Regions from separate parts of the Homo sapiens genome. Here region 2 is linked to region 1. The links are chromatin loops, found by intact Hi-C in ENCODE. Cell type or tissue: dorsolateral prefrontal cortex. All regions are shown on one strand. Links, peaks and the distances in the headings refer to the core of each region. The heading gives the core; the rest is flanking DNA.

Evidence for each region. A loop is a pair of places that touch in the nucleus more often than their neighbours do. Peaks named below come from ENCODE experiments on the same cell type or tissue, not always from the same donor. Only the 100,000 strongest peaks of a DNase experiment are listed, where the experiment ranks them.
Region 2: a loop joins it to region 1, with 6 times the contacts of the local background. A loop is called at or near these places in 7 of 110 quality-filtered maps.

Annotation. Positions count from the first base shown.
Region 1 is chr3:84,950,534-84,962,381 of GRCh38, forward strand. CADM2 (cell adhesion molecule 2) reads left to right here and starts at 8,456. Exons shown (of 10, transcript NM_001167675.2): 1 at 8,456-9,135. The coding sequence starts at 9,075. RefSeq lists an enhancer at 10,621-11,163. In dorsolateral prefrontal cortex, for the core only: a CTCF peak has its summit at 8,165 (motif pointing left); DNase peaks (open chromatin) are centred at 8,398, 9,198, 9,368, 11,258 and 2 weaker places; H3K4me3 peaks cover 4,340 bases; H3K27ac peaks cover 4,780 bases.
Region 2 is chr3:85,568,218-85,576,217 of GRCh38, forward strand. The region is part of intron 1 of CADM2 (cell adhesion molecule 2); the gene reads left to right. Among named protein-coding and RNA genes, the nearest start is that of MIR5688, 190 kb to the left of the region's middle. RefSeq lists an enhancer at 7,871-8,000. In dorsolateral prefrontal cortex, for the core only: no CTCF peak of the experiment used is centred there; no DNase peak of the experiment used is centred there.

The DNA of each region.
Region 1 (11,848 bases), core at 3,849-11,848:
AAGAAAGAAAGAGAGACAAGAAAGAAAGAAAGAGAAAAGAAAGAAGGAAGGAAGGAAAGAAAGAAAGAAAGAAAGAAAGAAAGAAAGAAAGAAAGAAAGAAAGGAAAGGAAGAAAGAAAGGAAAGGAAGAAAGAAAGAAAGAAAGAAAGAGAAAAGAAAAGAAAAGACTCTCCAGAACATTGCATTGGTCTGGGCAATAATTTCTTGAGTAATATCCCAAAAGCACAGGAAACCAAAGCAAAAATGGACAAATGAGATCACATCAAGTTAAAAAGCTTCTGCACAGCAAAGGAAACAATCAATAAAATAAAAAAACCACCCACAGATTGGGAGGGATTTATAACCAGAAAGTATAAAGAGCTCAAACAACTCTACATGAAAAAGAAAATCATAATCTGATAAAAAAAAAAAAAACCCATGGGCAAAATATTTCAATACACATTTCTCAAAAGAAAACATACAGATGGCAAACAGGCATATGAAAAGGTGCTCAACATCATTGATTATCAGGGAAATGCAAATCAAAACTACAATGAATATCAACTCACAGGAATTAAAATAGCTTATGTCCAAAAGGCAGGTAATCGCAAATGCTGGTGAGGATGGGGAGAAAAGGGAACCATTCTATGCTGTTGATGGAAATGCAAATTTGTGCAAACACTATGGAGAACAGTTTGGAGGTTCCTCAACAAACTAAAAATAGAGGTATCATAAGATCCCACAATGTCACTGCTGGGTATATACCCAAAAGAAAGGAAATCAGTATATTTAAGAGATATCTGCACTTCTTTGTTTGTTACAGCACTGTTCACAATCGCCAAAATTTCAAAATTTTGGATAAAGAAATGGATAAAGGAAAAGTGGTACATATATACAATGGAGTACTATTCAGCTGTGAAAAAGAATGAGATCCTGTTATTTGCAACGACATGGATGGAACTGGAGATCATTACATTAAGTGAAATAAGCCAAGCATAGAAAGATAAACATCACGTTATCAGTTATTTGTGGGATATAAGATCATAACAATTGAACTCATGGTCGCAGAGAGTGGAAGAATGTTTACCAGGGACTGGGAATTGTAATAGGGGAATTGGAGAAAGGTGGGGATGGTTAACGGGTGTAAAAAAAAAAATAGGGCCGGGCGCGGTGGCTCACGCCTGTAATCCTAGCACTTTGGGAGGCCAAGGCGGGCGGATCACGAGGTCAGGAGATCCAGACCATCCTGGCTAACACGGTGAAACCACGTCTCTAATAAAAATACAAAAAATTAGCCTGGCGCTGTGGCGGGTGCCTGTAGTCCCAGCTACTCAGGAGGCTGAGGCAGGAGAATGGCGGGAACCCGGGAGGCGGAGCTTGCAGTGAGCCCAGATGACACCACTGCACTCCAGCTTGGGCGACAGAGTGAGACTCCATCTCAAAAAAACAAAAAAAGTTAGAATAAATAAGACCTACCATTAGATAACATAATAGGGTCACTCTAGTCACTAATAATTTAATTGTAGATTTTAAAATAAGTTATTATAAAGTATAGTTGGATTGTTTGTAACACAATGGATAAATGCTTGAGGGGATGGATACCTCATTCTGCAAGATGTGATTATTATGCATTGCATGCCTGTGTCAAAACATCTTATGTACTCCATAAATATATACACCTACTATGTACTCACAAAAAATAAAAATTAAAAAACAATCCAGGCACAATGGCTCATGCATATAAACCCAGCACTTTGGGAGGCTGAGACAGGCAGATCTCTTGAGCCTAGTAATTCGAGATCAGCCTGGGCAACACGGCAAAATCCTGTCTCTGCAAAAAACACAAAAATAAACCAGACATGGTGGCGTACGCTTGTAGTCCCAGCTACTCGGGAGGCTGAGGTGAAAAGATCACCTGAGCCCAGGGAGGTCAAGGCTGCAGTGAGTCAAGATCCAGCCACACTGCACTCCAGCTTGGGTGACAGAGCAAGGCCCTGTCTCAATATAATAATGATACAAATAAATAAATAAACATCATTATGGTATAGATGCCACATACACACACACACATATACAGACTTCTGAATAGCTCAGTTTCTCTGGAGAACTCAGACAAAAACAGATTTTGATATAGTAGACAGTGCTATCCAGTAGAACTTTCTGTGATAATGAAAATGTTCTTATCTGTGCTGTTCAATACAGCAGTCACTAGCCACATGTGGCTATTGGGTGCTTAAAATTTAACTAGTATGACAAAAGTGCATAATTTAAATTTAATTGCATTTTAATTATTTTAAATCAAAATTTAAATAGCCATTCATGCTTAGTACCTACCTGGTGGACAGCACAGCTCTAGAGAAAAAGCCATATTTTTTAAGCCATACTATTTTGTAACTTGTATGTTACCTTCCAGATCCATTTCCTGCTATTCTCTTCTGTTCTTTTAGTAATTGTTAGTTTGCTACTTCAAGATGCTTTATTGCTTTTATTTTTTCTTTTTATTGTATCAAGGTACAAATCAGATGTTCCTTAGAGATGTGTATAAAATTGGCTATTTACAATAGTGAGATTTTAAGGTAGTTTAATTTAGCTTGGGTTTATAAAAAATCAGTAAAATCCTAATGTTCTTCACAATTCCTTTATTTCAGCTATGTGAATTACCAAGATAGCTCCTGTTATTTAGTCAATCTGGGTCAAGAAACAGGGTCCTTAGTTGGTTTCAGTATTTTTAGTCTGCCCTTCTCATTCCATAGAAGTACTCGTAATATTCCTAACAGAAATTGTATTAAATGGTAATGCAAATACAAAGAATCTTCTGCTCTAAGGAAACACAAAGATTCACACTAAAAAACAGTCACTGACACTTAAAAAATGCACACTTTAATAAATGACTATAGGTTTTCTTATTTATTTATTCCAAACTGCTTGTGGCTGAAAAAGTCAGGAACAGTTAAGAAATGGTGAACAATCTGCTGGGCGCAGTGGCTCATGCCTATAATCCCAGCACTTTGGGAGGCCAAGGCAGGTGGATCACTAGAGGTCAAAATTTCAATCCATCCTGGGCAACATGGTGAAACCTTGTATCTACTAAAAATGCAAAACTCAGCCAGGCGTGCTGGCACACACCTGTAATCCCAGCTACTAGGGAGGCTGAGGCACGAGAGTCACTTGACCCCGGGAGGCAGAGGTTGCGGTGAGCCGAGATTGCGCCATTGACTCTGGCCTGGGGGACAGAGACAGTGTCCCCACCCCCCACCCCCACCCCCAAAAAAAGGTCAACAATTATTATGAATGGGGAGTGGAATTTTATTTATTTCTCCACAGCTTATATTTGTAACAGCCCATATGGACTTCTTTTGTAAATGAAAATAGAAATAATTTTTTAAGTGCAGAATCTTTTAGTTCGAGCCATTCCACTTAAGAATACTTAGAATTACTTACATAGGGAAATACTGCCCTTAAAACAGACACAGAGGAAAGATAAAGGAATCTATATTTTTACAGGATAAACCAGACACCCATTCCTTTAGCAAACACATATTGAGTGATTACTATGTTTATTTTTAGCTGCCAAAAATTTGATCAACAAGCCAAAGTCCCTGCATTCTTCTTGCCACTTACATTTTAGTTGGGGAGAAAAACAAACACACATGTAAATAAATGATTTAAATTATATAAGTTCAAGTTTACAAATGATACGAAGAAAAATAAAATTAGAAGCATGAAGAGTGACCAGAGGAGGTAGGGGTGAAGAGGAAAAGGGTTATCAGCAATGCCTCACTGAGAATGTCACATTTGGACAGACTCTTTGGTAATGTAAGGAAATGACAAATATGATGATCTCCAATAGGAGTGTTGCAGGGAAAAAAAAACTCCACATGCAAAAAATTATATGTCAGGAATAAAATTGGCTTGAATAGCTATAGAGTCATTGTTGTGAAAGTTTTTTTTGTTGTTGTTTACTTGGTTTTTTTTAATGAAGTCAATTTTCAGTATGATTATGTTCAAAAGTAGACAGTGATCTTCAGGTTGTTTCCGTTTATAGATGATTATTTGCAAAACTTCCATTTTACGTATTACCTGCTGTTAAACTCAAGGATCATATGATCATCTATGAATTAGGGTTAATATGTGCTTGTCCTGAGGAAAATGTAGAGAAAGGAATTATCCTTCTTGATGAGTTTAAGAAAGTACATGATGGCCACATATCTTAGATCATTTACATTCAATCATTGTATAAATAGAATTTACACTACATAAGATCATTAGGTCATTTGCACTCTATACGTTGTGATTGCATATTTTAAAACGAGAGAAGGTGAAGATGTTGATCATATTGCTACTTGATGTAGCTATATAAAAAGGAAGGAAGAGATCATTTTGAGGTTATACATTTCTGAAAATTTGTGAATTTATTTTCATTACTTTTATATACTTTCATCAACATAACATGAAATTCTAATAATAAGACATGTGGAGTGGGGTGAGGTAAAATAATAGGTTATATTTTGAAGAGGGACACTGAGTGTTTTATAAACAGTAGCAAAATTGTAAGTTAAAAAACTATCTAAAGCAGTAAATATTGCCATAAATATATACAAAAAATACATATACCAACCATACAAACCATTTTGTATATATATACAAAAATACATATACCAACCATATACACACATCATATATATTAATACTACTTATATTGTGGTGTATATACTATATACTATGCCTATAAATTCTTAACATTTCTGCAACACAGGCAGATTATCTCATACTTAAAATGCTAGCAAGCAAGGAGAATGACAATCAATGTTTCCAGTACTCAATAAGCTAATTTTCTTCCACAATGGTGTACATTTTCACCAGGCCATGAAATCTGTTTTTCTAGGTCAATTTACTACAAGGGTCAATTTGCTATGAGAGTCAATTTAGCATGAATTTTTAGATTTTCAGTTCTGGGAATGACTGTATATTTTAAAAAAATTAGATATTTCCCCTAAATTTAGCATTTTAAAAGAGAAATATAAATGTTCTGGTGAACCATGTGAAATCACAGGAAATTTATCCATAGTGATAAAAGTGACATTTGTTTTCCCATTTTCATTTCAATATTTTTAGCATAATTAAAACCGTAGACAGTTTACTTGGCTCCCAAAAGTGTAAAAGAGCATAATCATCACAGTCAGAATAAATTTCAATACTTTCAACTGTGGTAGAAACAGTCATAAAATATAAGCTAACTGTAGTCTCTTCTGTGATAACTACCTTAAAAAAAAACCTATCTTTGGTACTACTGAGAGAGGAGGAGGAGGTTGCCATCTTATTCTGTGATAGTATAAAGAAAGAGGACCAATATGTTCAAGGCAGAACAAAATATAAACTATCTTTTATATAATACATTAATTACTAATGAATTACTTGCTTGTAAGGCATTAATTTCTCTTCGTTTTATATTGGATTTCAAAACACTTAATTAAATATTTAAAAATATTTTTGCCATGAAGTGAAAGAGAATACGGGGCTTAATTATAAAGAAAGTAAAGAAAATTTTGCAAACAGGTTTAATATTTCAAACTATTGCATATAGGGATGCGTGGATAGATGCCATCTTTTGGCAATTTATGAAACTAATTAATTGATGATTCCTATGGGGTCAGTTAATTTATACATTTACTGCCACATTGATGATATATGTAGACAATATAACCTTAAACCTATGAAATGAAGATACTGGAAGATATTTAATTGTATTCACAGAACAGCTGTAAGTTTTAGAAATGTATTTATTCGTACAAGTCTATATAACATTTTGACAATGTCACATTTTTCTAAAATATTCAAATATCTCACAACATTGAGTACTGGCAATTTTTAAATTAATTGTGTAATAGTATCTAAGAATAGACTACTTGAAAAATAGAGTATTATCTGTTCTTTGTACATGAATCTGACATTATTTATCCAAATGACCAGAGTTTATGTTTTCAGTATTTTTCTCCCATAAATGCAATCAGTGCACATTTCACTTCTAGTCCCCTGGGTGTATGGGCTAAAGAGAGCCCTTAATCACAAGAAAGTTCATGACTCTCACTTAATCAAACTTTCAACTTAAAAAAAACTAATTAAATTAATCATTTTGTTTCATAGTTTACCAATGGAGTTACTTTTGTCATGAGTTTCTGAAAGCAGTAATTTACCAAAAATCCCCTAGGCTTTTTAGGCTCTTCCGTTTCAGAGATTGCCCACTGAAATTATCCCTGGGGGTGAGTATGTGGCAAAATAGTGTTAAAGACCAGTGCTTCTCAAACTTTGTGTGCGTACAAATCACTACAAATCTTGGTATAATGAAGATTCTGACTCCGCAGGTATGGGGCAGGGCTGAGATTCTGCTGTCCTGATAAATTCTTAGGTGTTGCTGGTGCTGCTGGTCTGAGAACCACATATTTAGTAGTAACGCTATAGATTATATGAGGGTACAAATCCAAATTGCTGTCATGGTTATCAACAAGACTCAGAAGAAGACTCTTTTTCAGAGTATTGGTTACAAATGCCTATATATTCATGCTCAAATGGGGTATTTTCTTCAATATAATAATCTTAAAGTTTTTTTTTCTATTGCTCAATGTAGCTTTATAAGTAATTAAGTCCAGCTCCTTCATATTATAGTTGAGGCCACTGAGGGTCAAGGAAGTTGAATATATGCCCAAGGTCATACAGCTAGAAGCAGCATGTGCATTAGAACCCAGAAACTCCGACTACCATTTCAATAAACAAATCCTAACTTCTTTGGCATTTCCATTTGTTATATTCTCCCTGACACAAAACCTAAGCGTGAGTCAATAATGATTAGAATTTCACCTTTTGATCCTCACAATAGGTTAAATGATAGCAGTATCTGTGGACTCACTGACTGACTTTCCTAACAGCTAAAACTCACAGTAGGCAACTATCTCCTACAATAACACAGGTATTCACACATCTTTCTTCAAGAATGTGCTTGCAGTTTTATTATGGACATTTTGTTCCTTAATTTTGAGAACCTGGGGAGAAAGGTGGGCAGAGAAATGAATGGGTCATTAGTTAAAAGGCAAGGGTTGAATTTGCAAAAGGTTGTGGCAAAGTAAGCAACAAATGGGAAAGAGTGAAGGGCATCAATATTGATCTTGCCTCTCATCTTTCCCTCTGTCTTCTTGCTTGCAGGTTTCTATTGTGTAGTCTCTCAAACAAAGCCGACTTTATTTATGGTGTGACTGATTTAACACTACTGAACCAGTCCATCATCTGCCAATTTGGTCCAATTAAAAACTGGTCATAGGGAAAACCTGGGAATTAAGCTCATTTAGAAACACAACTTCTGATTCATTTATGTCTTGCTCATTTATGTCTCCTCTTCTAAAGGACACATTTCAGGGTGTTGATTTATAGAGGTGGCTCTTTCCAGCTTCCTGAGTTTCTGTGACTCCTTTTGGTTAGGTCCATTAAAAAAGTGCACTTCTGCCTCTCTCCCCTCGTAAGGCTATTGTTAAAACATTTTAAAGAGGCTTGCCTAAGATTTCCTGCTATCCAGAATTAGAAAAATCCCAATAAACAGCTAGAGTCACCATTTTTAAAGTATGTACGCATTGCATGGACTTACGCTAACATGATTGCTTTCTCACTTAATCCTTACAACTCTTTAAGTACTATTATCCTGGTTTTGCAGTTGAGGAGGCTTTAGACTTAAACGTTCAAGTAAATCATCAAATATTATAAAACATGAAGCGACAGCTATGCTATTTGAACCAAAGGCTGCCTGATGCCAGTGCCAGCACTGCTACTCACCAAGCTCTACTGAGATTTATACCTAGACTAAGTAAAACCTCTGAACAACAACAACAACAAAATTATTTCCTCCACTTGTTTTTCCTTTTTTGCACAAGTTCTTGTAGGCAGGTAGGTGTTCCACTCCCTATACTTAGCCTCTCCCACGCCCTCTGCAATCTTTCCCTTTTGCTGCTGGAATCGTCAGAGATTGCTACTGCAGCTGGTGAGTGGGCAGGTGCAGCCACCATCTGCTCTAGGAGTCCAAATGCGCAGAAGAACCTCGCACCCAGGACCTGGCCCAGGCACCACGAATTCCAGAACATGCTGGGGACACGGCTAACCCCGCCCCCTCGCGGTGGCGATTGGCTGAACCCTTCCTGAGTGCAAAGCGCTGATTAATGAAGGCAGTTGTCTCGCCTGCAAGTTCGGGCGAGACATCTCTAAAGAGGTAAGATCCGCCAGGGGTGCTGAATGGGGGCTTCAGTTCTTCCTGCCCGAAGGGTCCTTGAGAAGCCTGTTTGTTTTTCCCGGCGCTTGTCTCCACCCATCCCCTTCTCTCATTGGCCAGACCTGGTGGGCGGGGGAGTTTCCATTGGCCGGGGGGCGGTGTCTGTCCCTGGCCGGGGTGGGGGCGGGGCCTCCGCCGCTCTGAGCTTGCCCTTGTGTCTGGTGCTTCGTAGAGCTGCCGCCGTCGCCGCTGCCGCTGCCGCCACAGCCGCCGCTGCAGCCGGAGCATCCGGGAGCCGCCACTGCCGCCGCCGCTGCCGCTGCTACCGCCACTAGCGCTGCTTCCACTGCTTCTACCTCCCCTCCCAGGACCCCGAGACACCCCGGGCGCGAGCGGCAGTGCTGCTTGCTTGCTCCTCCTCTCCCCCAGCCCTTCCCCTCCGTGACCTACCCACTCCTTGCAGCCCTCGCCCGCACCTTCTCCAACACCCCGGCATCCCTGCACCACCTGCTCGGGCAGCCCCGGCGGGCTCTGGGACTTGCTGTGCGCGCCGAGAGGAAGGCAAGCTCCAAACCCCTGCCTGGAAGACGGGCTGTCGCGGCTGCACCACCAGCAGGAGGAGGAGGAGAAGAAACTATTTCGCGATACCCCATTCTGCGGGTGCTTTGCCGCTGCCGCTTCTGCTGCCGCCGATCCGAGTCCGCGGGTTCGAACACCGCAGCGGTGGGGACGGTGGGTCCGGCGGGCGCCGGGAGGAGGACACCAGCGGAGCCCTGCACTCTCGTGCCCCGCTCACCAGCATCTACTTGCCCCCTCGTTCCTTCCCCAGCCCTTTAGAGAAGGGACCATGATTTGGAAACGCAGCGCCGTTCTCCGCTTCTACAGTGTCTGCGGGCTCCTGCTACAAGGTAATCCCCGCCCCGGCGCAGGGAACATCAACTTCTCGCCCATTCCCCATCTTCCCCATTCCACCCCATATTTCCACTCTCCCCTCCCAGTCTCCCTGTCCCCAGCGATTTCCACCCCCTCCCCCTACTCTCTGGTGCGGCAGGGGGCAGTGGCAGTTTGCACCAGCCCCTCGAATTTCTAACACTGGCTCAGCCCTGCCTTCCCAGCAGTCAGCCCCTTACGCGGCACCTTTTGCCTTCTCATTCACCTGAGCTTCCTTCATCTCACTCCATTCCCGCCAGCATCCCCCTCCCACGCCTTTTGGCTGGCAACTTGTGCCTCTCTGAACATTCCACCCTCCCGACAACCCCCACCAGCCACCTCCCACATCACGCTCTTGAGCGACCCTCTCCATCTCTTGTCATCTCTTTAACCTCCCCCTTTTCAGGTCGCCTTTTCTTTTCCCCCTCTTCCCACCATCATCATATCCGTGTGTCTTTAAAAAGTGTGTGAGAGCCTGGGAGCGAGCTACCAAGACGGGCGAGAACAGCAGCAGCGACAGCACCGTGTGCATTGCAATAACATCCCCGGGGGGGAAATGTGTTCTGAGACGTGTCATTTACCTAGGAAGAGAGAGGGGACTCTGTCTGGGATTTAAAAAAAAAGAAAAGAAAAGAAAAAGAAAGGAAAAAGAATAAGAAAAAAGAAAAAATGAGTGAATGAATGAATAAATAAACCAAGAATTTAAGAAAGGGGAGAAAAGGCAAAAAAATTAAAAGACCCAAACCCACTTTATCAACACATTGACTTTTTATTATTCAGTCTGTGTCGTTTCTTTTTTTTTTTAACCAAAGAAATATATGCTCCCTAGCAGTTACTTTACTGCTAAGATATTTTCACTTAGATTTCCTACCTCTCCATCCTCTCTCTGCCGCTTCTTTCCGTAATTAATATTATCCTTTCACGTGAAATGTAAGAACCTCTGCGACCGCAGCAGTGGAGGGAAACCGCACAAAACGCTGTTATTATGCAAATCACTGGGTTTGGATGCCGGATGGCTAAGGAATCTGGGTTCACTTTTCTCCAGACCCTCTTTTTTGGAGGAGGGAGTGAGGGGGCTGTGTGGAATGGGAGGACGATGCTGATTATGAAATAAATGGCAATGCATAGTACAGGAGTGCATGAGGACACTTTGGGTGGTGGAGGAGGCAGGGGCGGCGTGCTAGGGCTAGGTGGGCAGGGGCTGTAAGGCGGAAGATTGTTGCTTTGAAGAGAATAGTATAGGGATGTGGCTTGAGTGTGAGATATAGCAAGGATGGATGTGAAATGATGATTGATAGAATATTTTTTAAGCTAGGTGACTAGATTTTTTTTCTTTGCCTGCCTCTAATCCTTCTGTCATTATTTGGGTATTTGCAGGAAAGGTAAGTTGATCAAATTAATTTTTCCCTGGGTAAAAGGGATCTGAAAGTAAGACACACGTAGACTCACTGGCGTGCAAAACCCAGTCGGCCTTTGGAGGATTTAAATGAGGTCAATGAACCATCTTTCAGCAAGTTCTTGGAATGCATCCTCTCTCCTGCCCTCCTCCGGGATATAGACTGGGGACCGAATTTTATTTATGCATATTTATGAATGTGAAAAAAGAGGCGGTGGGCAGAATTTTCCTGAATTAACTAACTGACCTTGTAGAGATCTTGTGTAGAAAATTTTGGTGGTACTTTTGTGTATTTTACGTTGGGTGTAAATTTCAGATATGTCATGTGTGCCAGAATCTCCGTGAAGGCAGACAGCACATTCTCCCTGCGTACACCGCCGAGTCCCATTTCTCACCTTTCACACCCCCATCCTCACACAAGTAACCCGGGTGTCTGACACGTTACTTAGGTTTTTAATCCGCGCTGAGACAATCTCACAGAGACCCTACTTCACCTCTCAGTAACTTGCATTTCTCAGCTCTGCTGTGTGTGTGTGTATGTGTGTGTGTGTGCGCGCGCGCGCGCCGGCGTGTGCCGTGTTGGGGGAGTGTGATGTGGGGGAATCAGTTAATTTGGTGATTGCAATGAAAATTCGACACCGCTAGATGTATTTTCCCTGCCAATCTGTGTGTGCTGGCCCCGGCCGGTCAATGCACACACTGCTGGGCTGCTGCGAAATTATTTATTATAGAGCATGTGGGCCATGGACTGCACTTGGGGTCGCCTCCTCTCTTCCTTCAACATTTCCCTGTGAATTGTCTATTCAGTGCAGTGCGAAATAACTGTTTGCTGGTGCCTCTCTCTCAGCCTGGAGGAGGATTTACTCTTTCTCTACCCGGAGAGATTCCATCAGCAGCATTCAGGCATGAGTCTCTTTTATTGAGTATGTAAACCAATGATTAAGACAGTGCTGCTTTTCACAGCAGACTGGGGAGCGGGGGGTGCGGGGAAGGGGTGTGAGTATAGCCGAGAAAATGCACCACTGCAACCAGCAGCAACACCAGCATTAGGTCCAATAAATAAATAAATAAATAAATAAAGGTTCTATACAGCAACCAGGGAAAGAGCACAAGTCCATCCATGTCTGTGGACTTAGGAGCATCTTAGATCAGGCCATATGAATACACTAAAAGAGATACGAGGATTTAAAAAAAAAAAAAAGAAAGAAAGAGGAGGGGGCACAAAGCACCACTGGATTGTCTTCTCATGTTTATGGCTGCCTCACATTTATTCATCAAACACTGCTCCACAGACA
Region 2 (8,000 bases), core at 1-8,000, 610 kb after region 1:
GACAGACTACAGTCCAAATAATCACAATTCACTCTGCGAAGTGGTACACAAGAAATGCAAGAAAGAAATCTTACACAGTTTAGAGTGTATGAAGCATAGTTTATAGGGTAGAAGTAGGGAGAGAAGGCAGAGCCAGTAAAGAGTGGTAAGGATTGTTACCTACAATCTTTCCTTCCTCCCTCTTTCTTTCTTTCTTTCTTTCTTTCTTTCTTTCTTTCTTTCTTTCTTTCTTTCTTTCTTTCTTTCTCTTTCTCTCTCTTTCTTTCTTTCTTTCTTTCTTTCTTTCTTTCTTTCTTTCCTCCCTCCCTCCCTCTCTCTTTTCTTTCTTTCTTTCTCTTTCTTTCTTTTCCTTCCTTCCTTCTTTCTTTCTTTCCTTCTTTTCTTTCCTCTCTTTCTTTTTTTTTTTTTTTACAGTCTGTCTGTTGCCGAGGCTGGAGTGCAGTGGCAGGATCTCGGCTCACTGCAACCTCCGCCTCCTGGGAGCAGGCAATTCTCCTGCCTCAGCCTCCCGAGTAGCTAGGATTACAGGCGTGAGCCACCACACCAAACTAATTTTTTTTTTGTATTTTTAGTGGAGATGGGGTTTCACCATATTGGCTAGGCTGGTTTCAAACTCCTGACTTCAGGTGATCCGTCCACCTCGGCCTTCCAATACGGACAATATTCTGAACGTTTTATATGAAATTTTAAAGTTTGCACTCCTCTCTGTAGGCACATTGACATAGTTTTTCATTTTAATCAAACGTCTCAATTTGACATAATTATAAATTCACATCCAGTTGCCACCCCATGGTAACATCTTGCAAAACTGTGCTACAATATCACAACTCAGATATTGACATGGAAACAGTTAAGTCCCAAAACAGCTCTATCACCACGAGGATCCCTAGTGATGCATTTTTATAGGCACACCTACCTCCCCTCCACACCCAATCCTGATTTCTGGCTTTTGTTAACATATGCTGTATAAATGAAATCACACTGGATGTACCTTTTAGATTCTTTTTTTTTCCTTCAGTGTTATTCCCATGAGACGCATGTAAATTGTTGCACCTATCAGCGGCTTGTTTCTTTTTCTTGCTGACTGCTATTCCATGGTAAGACTATCCTATATTATATTTAATCATCTAGCCATTGAAGGATATCTGGTTTGTTTCCAGTTTGGGGTTATTAAGAATAAAGCTGCTATGAATATTTGTGTGCAACTTTTTGTGTGAGTATGCTATTTCCCTGGAATAAATGCCCAGCAGTGCAATTACTCAGTTGAAGAAACTACCCAATTATCTTGCAAAATCACTGTACCATTCTAGCTTCCAGCCAGCAATATACGAGTGACCCTGTCCCCACATCTTTGCCAGCATTTGGTGTTGTTCTTTGTTGAATATTTTATTTTAGCATTCCGATAGGTGTGTAGTGTCATCCTAGGTTTCCAATATGGGATGATTGGTTAGATCAATGTTTTTTAGAGGAACCTTTCTAATGGCAAAAAAAAAAAAAGAAAAAAAAAAGAAAATAGAATGAAATGAGAAATTAGAGTCAATGATGTAACTTAGAAGTAGATTTCAGTGACTTAGGTTAGAAAGAAAAACCTAATCTGAGGCAGAAGAAATGAGGGTTGGAAGGAATTGCTGTGTGTCTTATAATAGTCTTGTAAATACATTATTCAGTATTTGTATATAATTCTCGATTGGCAAAGCAGAACTGGCTGAATTATGTAAATTCCATGGACATTTCCTTTAATTTTCAGTTGCAGAATGTTGCTATTATATAGGAACCTAGCTCATTTTATATGATTCAAACATGTATCTGTTCTTCAGAGCACAGCTCCATAACACAAATGCTAGTGATCATCCTTTAAGCTAGATTACTTTTGTGAATGTAGTTTATAGATTTGACAAATTAATTATCCTTATCCTAAGGATAGTCATTGGAAAAATAGAAACATTTCCTGATATATTTTTCTGTCCATATATTTATTTAGAAATCTGCCTGTCTACCTACTATCATCAATTCATTTTTCTTGACTTTTGGGGAATTTTTTAATGATCCCAACAGAAGCTTAAATAAACATGAGTTAATAATTACATATCAAAACAGAGGCTACCAAGAAGAGCACCAAATATTACAGAGGAAATCTTTTACGAAGCTCAAGTACTAAGGTTATATAATTCTAATAAGTAAAATAAAGAATATAAAATAATGAAACCATTTTTAAGGAGATGAGCTAATGGGGTCCACCAATGCAAATTGTAGATATATATTTACTTTCAGTCATATAGACATAAAGAACAATTAAAGTCTATATTGTAGCATTAAAGAGCTCCATACTGTATTATGATTTTTTTCAGACATATGGTCTTTTGTGAGCACAAAAATAGGTAGCGTTTTTAAAAACTGATTTTGAGACTTAAATTGAAGTATTGAAAAATACTAACCTAACACAGTGATTAGCTATACCCTACATTATTACAGATGGTTGTCTTATTATCCAAGGGAAAAATATAGAATTCCAGATTCTTCTATTACAGATAGAATCTATTGCCACAAATCTGAAAATCAATAAAACTTGTTTTGGGAGAGTAAATGATTACTTGGTAATTTATCTTCTACACCATTTCCAGTGAAAATATACAAAGATTGTGTGTGAGTCTAATCAGGTGTGGAGTGCTATTGAAAAGTAAGAACCGCTGCTCAGAAAAGGGAAATGAGATTTTTGAGGAACTACCTGATTTTTTTTCATTTTATTATAAGAATAACAAAATGTTAGAAGCATGATTATTATGCTTGCTAAATATGCAAAACTGATGGTGAAGTGTGGGCTCATAAGTGAAGCCGCTGATGGGCGGGTCTATTTTCTAGAGTTCTCCTCTACTGCATCCAGTCTGTTGCTCCCTGAAGCTGTTATTCCTGTTACTTCTGTTTCTATCATCCTGAAGTGATGATTTCATACAAAGATATTCATTTGGCATGAAATTCTTATAATTTTATCTAGAAATATGCAAAATAAGAACATTAATAAATTATCCATATGAATGTACTTTCAAGGTGTTAATAATTTATGTCAGATATTCTCATATGAGTCCTTTCCTCAAAATGGCTTTTTTTCCAGTTGATTTATAAAACTTAGTGCAATAGAATTATGACCTTAGAATCTTATGCTTAGGAAACCTTGCAATTATAATTGTCCAGATGTTTTTTTTTTCTGCTGAAATTTTGCAGGCCACTCATTTATGAAAATGTCAGCTGTGTGTCTGTGTGCACACGCATGTGCACATGTGTGTATTTAATTATTGGATAAAAAAAGAAGTTTAAAATAAATAACAACTTGGTCACTTAAAATAGTTAAATCTTCTGTATTATTAATGAACATTATTTGTATATTTGTATATGTCCCATATAGCACATTGAATTCTTACTCTCTAAGCTAAACTTATTTTTCTCATGCTTTGTTGGGAATTCAAATTGCTATGTTGTTTCTCCCAAAGATATTTGGATTGTAACTTTTATATCTAGTTGTTAGTAGATTATAGCACCTGTTAAGTTATTTTCTGACATTGATGGGCAAGTCAATGACTATTTTGTAAGGTCTGCTTTTGAGGTGGTATTGAACATACATACATCAGCCCTACATGACTTATAGTCATGAATGAAATGATCCCAAGATGCAGAAGTTTAGTCATGGTATACAATGTGCTTTGACATTGCCTATGTTAAAAATATGACCAACTTCAGTCTGGGCTAGTTACACAATTACTAACAAGCCAGGTTACTAGAGCTCTATTTCAAAACTTCATGTGGACCAGGCATGGTGACTCATGCCTGTAATCCTAGCAGTTTAGGAGGCCGAGGCCGGTGGATCACATGAGGTCAGGAAGTTGAGACCAGCCTGACCAACATGGCGAAACCCTGTCTCTACTAAAAATATAAAAATTAGCCGGGCATGGTGGCGGATGCCTGGAATCTCAGCTACTGGGAAGGCTGAGACAGGAGAACCACTTGAACCCAGGAGGCGGAGGTTGCAATTGTGCCACTGCTTTCCAGTCTGGGCGACAGAGTAAGACTCTGTGTAAAAAGTAAATAAAAAATAAATAAACTTCATGTGAATTTTCATGTTACAAAGCTTTATGTAAAAATATATGAGGCATAAAAGTTTGTATACTTAAGAAACAAACATACTTATATGTAAATGCATGTACCTATAGGGTTCTCCAGAAAGAAGCAATAAGATGAGTAGAGACAGAGAGAGACAGAGAGAGGGGAGACGGGGAAGAGGTAACTTATTAGGGAAATTGGCGTGCATGATTATGGAAGCTGAGAAATCTCATGACGAGTCTTCTGCAAGCTGGAGACCGTGGGATGCTTGTTATTTGTCTTGGTTCAAGTCCAAAGGCCTCAGAACAAGAAAAGCCAATGGTATAACTCTTGGTCTGAGGCCAAAAGCCTGAGAATCAGTGGTGTCACTAGTCTTTAAGTCCTGGAGTCCAAAGGCCAGCAGGACTGAAGTTGTCCAAGGACAGGAGAGAAAGAGTCCAGCTTCAGTAGATAGATTAACATATTCACTTTTTCTTTTTGTTCTCTCTGAGCCACCAGCAGATTGGATGGTGCCCTACCACACTGAAGATAGATCTTCCCACCAGGTAGTCCACTCAGACTTACCTTTATCTCCTCTGGAAACATACTCACAGACACACCCCAAAGTAATACTTTACTAGCTTTCTAGGTATTTCTTAATCCAGACAAGTTAACACCTAAAATTAACATTACACTGTACATATTATCCTAATCGTGTATACATAAGATGCAGTCCATTTTAGTTAATGAACTATTTTAACAGAAAATATCTTATTGTTATAAATGGGAAAGTTAGGGTATTTCGACAAAAATAGCTTATTTCAACATCTACATGACAATCTCAATGTAATATATAAAAACGTGCTTATTTTATTTATTTATTTATTTATTTATTTATTTATTTATTTATTTATTTATTTACTGAGGCAAGGTCTCGCCTGTTGCCCAGGCTGGAGTGCAGTGGTGTGATCTTGGCTCACTACAATCTCTGCTTCCCGGGTTCAAGTGATTCTCATGCCTCAGCCTCCCAAGAAGTTAGGATTACTGGTGCATGCCACCAGGCTCAGCTAAGTTTTGTATTTTTAGAGGAGACGGGTTTCACCATGCTGGCCAGGCTGGTCTCAAACTTCTGATCTCAGGTGACCCACCGCCTTGACCTCCCAAAGTGCTGGCATTATAGGGGCATTATAGGTGTGAGCCACCGCTCCCAGCCTATATATAAAAGTGTGTGCTTCTAATGGCTATATTTCTATTAACTACTATCAGTGTAACATTGTAAAAGGCACTGAATTAAAACCTCTTGGAATTCTAATCCTGGTTATGATCTTGCATGAATATGTAATCTCAGGATGATAACTTTTCTTGTACAAATTATTGTCCATAAAGTGAAGTGTTTGTGCAATGTCCATCTCTCAGGTATCTATGATCAAATTGTGACATTCACAGTGGCTTGTTGAAAGCTTACAAGTTTACGTGATCTTATTCCCTGCTTTACTATTTTCAAAATCTCTGTGACTACTAATGTCTAATCACTTTAATTAACTAGTCCTTATGACATGTCTGCCCACAGAGACCAATCCTCACCATCCTCACCACATCACCAATACGGATTGAGAGTCTATTGTAGTAATCTACATATGCAACATGTGAAGCATGTTTGAAATTTCAGCTTCTGCTTACCCAGCTGTCCACGATACTGACTGGTTATTTCAGATTATGTCCAATGTATCCATGAGACATTTCATCTGTCTCTCTATGCCTCCTTCCTCCTCATCACTTTACCTAGTACCCTTAGCTATGTGGGATCAGACTTTGTTAGGTTGAAGGGTTAACATTTAAGCAAACACCATATTTCTAGTCCTCAGTCTGGGCAAGTTTTTAGGCCTAGACATTTCCTGTGCTTCTTACCAGTGATGACTGGAATTTGGATCTTGAAGCTCACTGCTCTCACTCCATGGCTAATCATAAACAAAGGATGGATTTGCTTTAGCAACATAGGTTATCTCTATGTCTAATTAGTGCATCCTTGGCTGGGGTTCTGCTAAGGTAGCAAAAAATTGGCTTCCAGCTTTGTGCTGCTAATGAGGATTTTAGTTTGCAAGTATGCTTTGCCTGTAGCAACTTGGTGTGTTCTCTTCATTTTCGGTCCACTTACTGTCAGTCCACTACAGTGTTCCAATTCTGTAAAATGATACATAGGCCCAAGAATGTCTTCCTGTTATGTCTCTAGGGCAAAAAGTGTTCCCTGGCTGAATCATGTAAGGTCCCTCAATCTGTTCAGCTTTCCCTGGTATTACTAACCTTCAAAGACTTAGTTGTTTCATCTCTTTTAGAAGTATAGAAATGTTCAAATGAACCGAAGTAAAACAAAAATTCCAACTCTGTAAAATGTACAATAGAAAATATATACCCAGTGTAAAATCCTCTACTGCATGATATGTTTCTTTAGCTATACATCTAGAGTACATATCTCTTATTTTTCAAATTAGAGGACTCTATCAGTGCGTTGAGAAATTTCTCCTCTACCTCAGTCTAGGGGGTTCTCATAAAATTGTCAGTAGAGCACTTTAGCAAACTCTCTGGTCACAGCAGGAGGCACCTGGTTGTGACCTAGCTAATCCCAGAACCCCATCCCTTTCTCCAAAAAGACCCATTACTCAAGCTGATTACCCTTATTGAGAGTAGATAGACTATAGGAGAGTGAGTCACCTTTTTCTTTTTAAAATTGCCCTCTTTAAAAATATTTAGGCATGTAATAGTTAGTGGCCCCTCCTTCCCCATCAGTGCAAGCCTGAGAAAGAAATTAAGATGGTGACTAGTAGAGAGAGATGAGTCTGAATTAGCTACCATATCAATGAGACTACTCTTATAATTTTCATTTATGTGTATCCGTAAGTTCCTTTTTTGCTTACTCTATTTTCAATTAGAATCTTCAATGAAAATGCATGAACTTACCAAAAATATACTCTTTAAAATGATTGGGCTGGGCGCAGTGGCTCACGCCTGTAATCCCAGCACTTTGGTAGGCCAAGGTGGGTGGATCACAAGGTCAGGAGATCCAGACCATCCTAGCTAACATGGTGAAACCCCATCTCTACTAAAAATACAAAAGATTAGCCTTGCGTGGTGGCGGGCATCTGTACTCCCAGCTACACGGGAAGCTGAGGCAGGAGAATGGCGTGAACCCTGGAGGCGAAGCTTGCAGTGAGCCGAGATGGCACCACTGCACTCCAGCCTGGGCGACAGAGCGAGACTCCGTCTCAAAAACAAAACATAAAAAATAAAATAAAATAAAATAAATGATTGAAATAGTAGCTTGTTATCTAACAGTATGCTAAATTTTTATGTAAAATAAAGAAGATAGGATTATAGAACATGGCTTAATGATTATATGTGAAGACTAGGTTCTTTCACAAAAAGTATGTTTTGAGATGACACTTGCATGATAGTATGATGTCAAACTGTTGGGTGGGAAAAAGGAAGGGGAACTGTGTATAGGAATATATTACAGATAGATTTTAAAAGAGCATGCAAAAATATGTAAAAATAAGAATTTTCAGGAAACTGCAAATTATTCAGCATAGAATGAGTATGTACTGAAGATGACACCTACGTGTAGACAGAAGTGAAAATACTAAGCGCTCAAGACTTCTCTAACCTTTTTGAACCTCAGTGCCCTCATTCATAACAGAGGTAATAATAGTATTTTTCCTAGAGGGTTTTGTGAATTTTAGCACAATCCATGGAAACTGTCTAGCCAAAAGTTCACTCCATAAATGATTTTGCATTTCTATATAGTGAATCATGTGACACCTCTTAGTATAACTACCAGATTGTCAACTTTGTTTTAACATAATTTATTTATTATAAAAATTAGTTATGTAAACATTAAATTTATGTCTTCAATAAAAAGTTATTTTCTTAGAGAA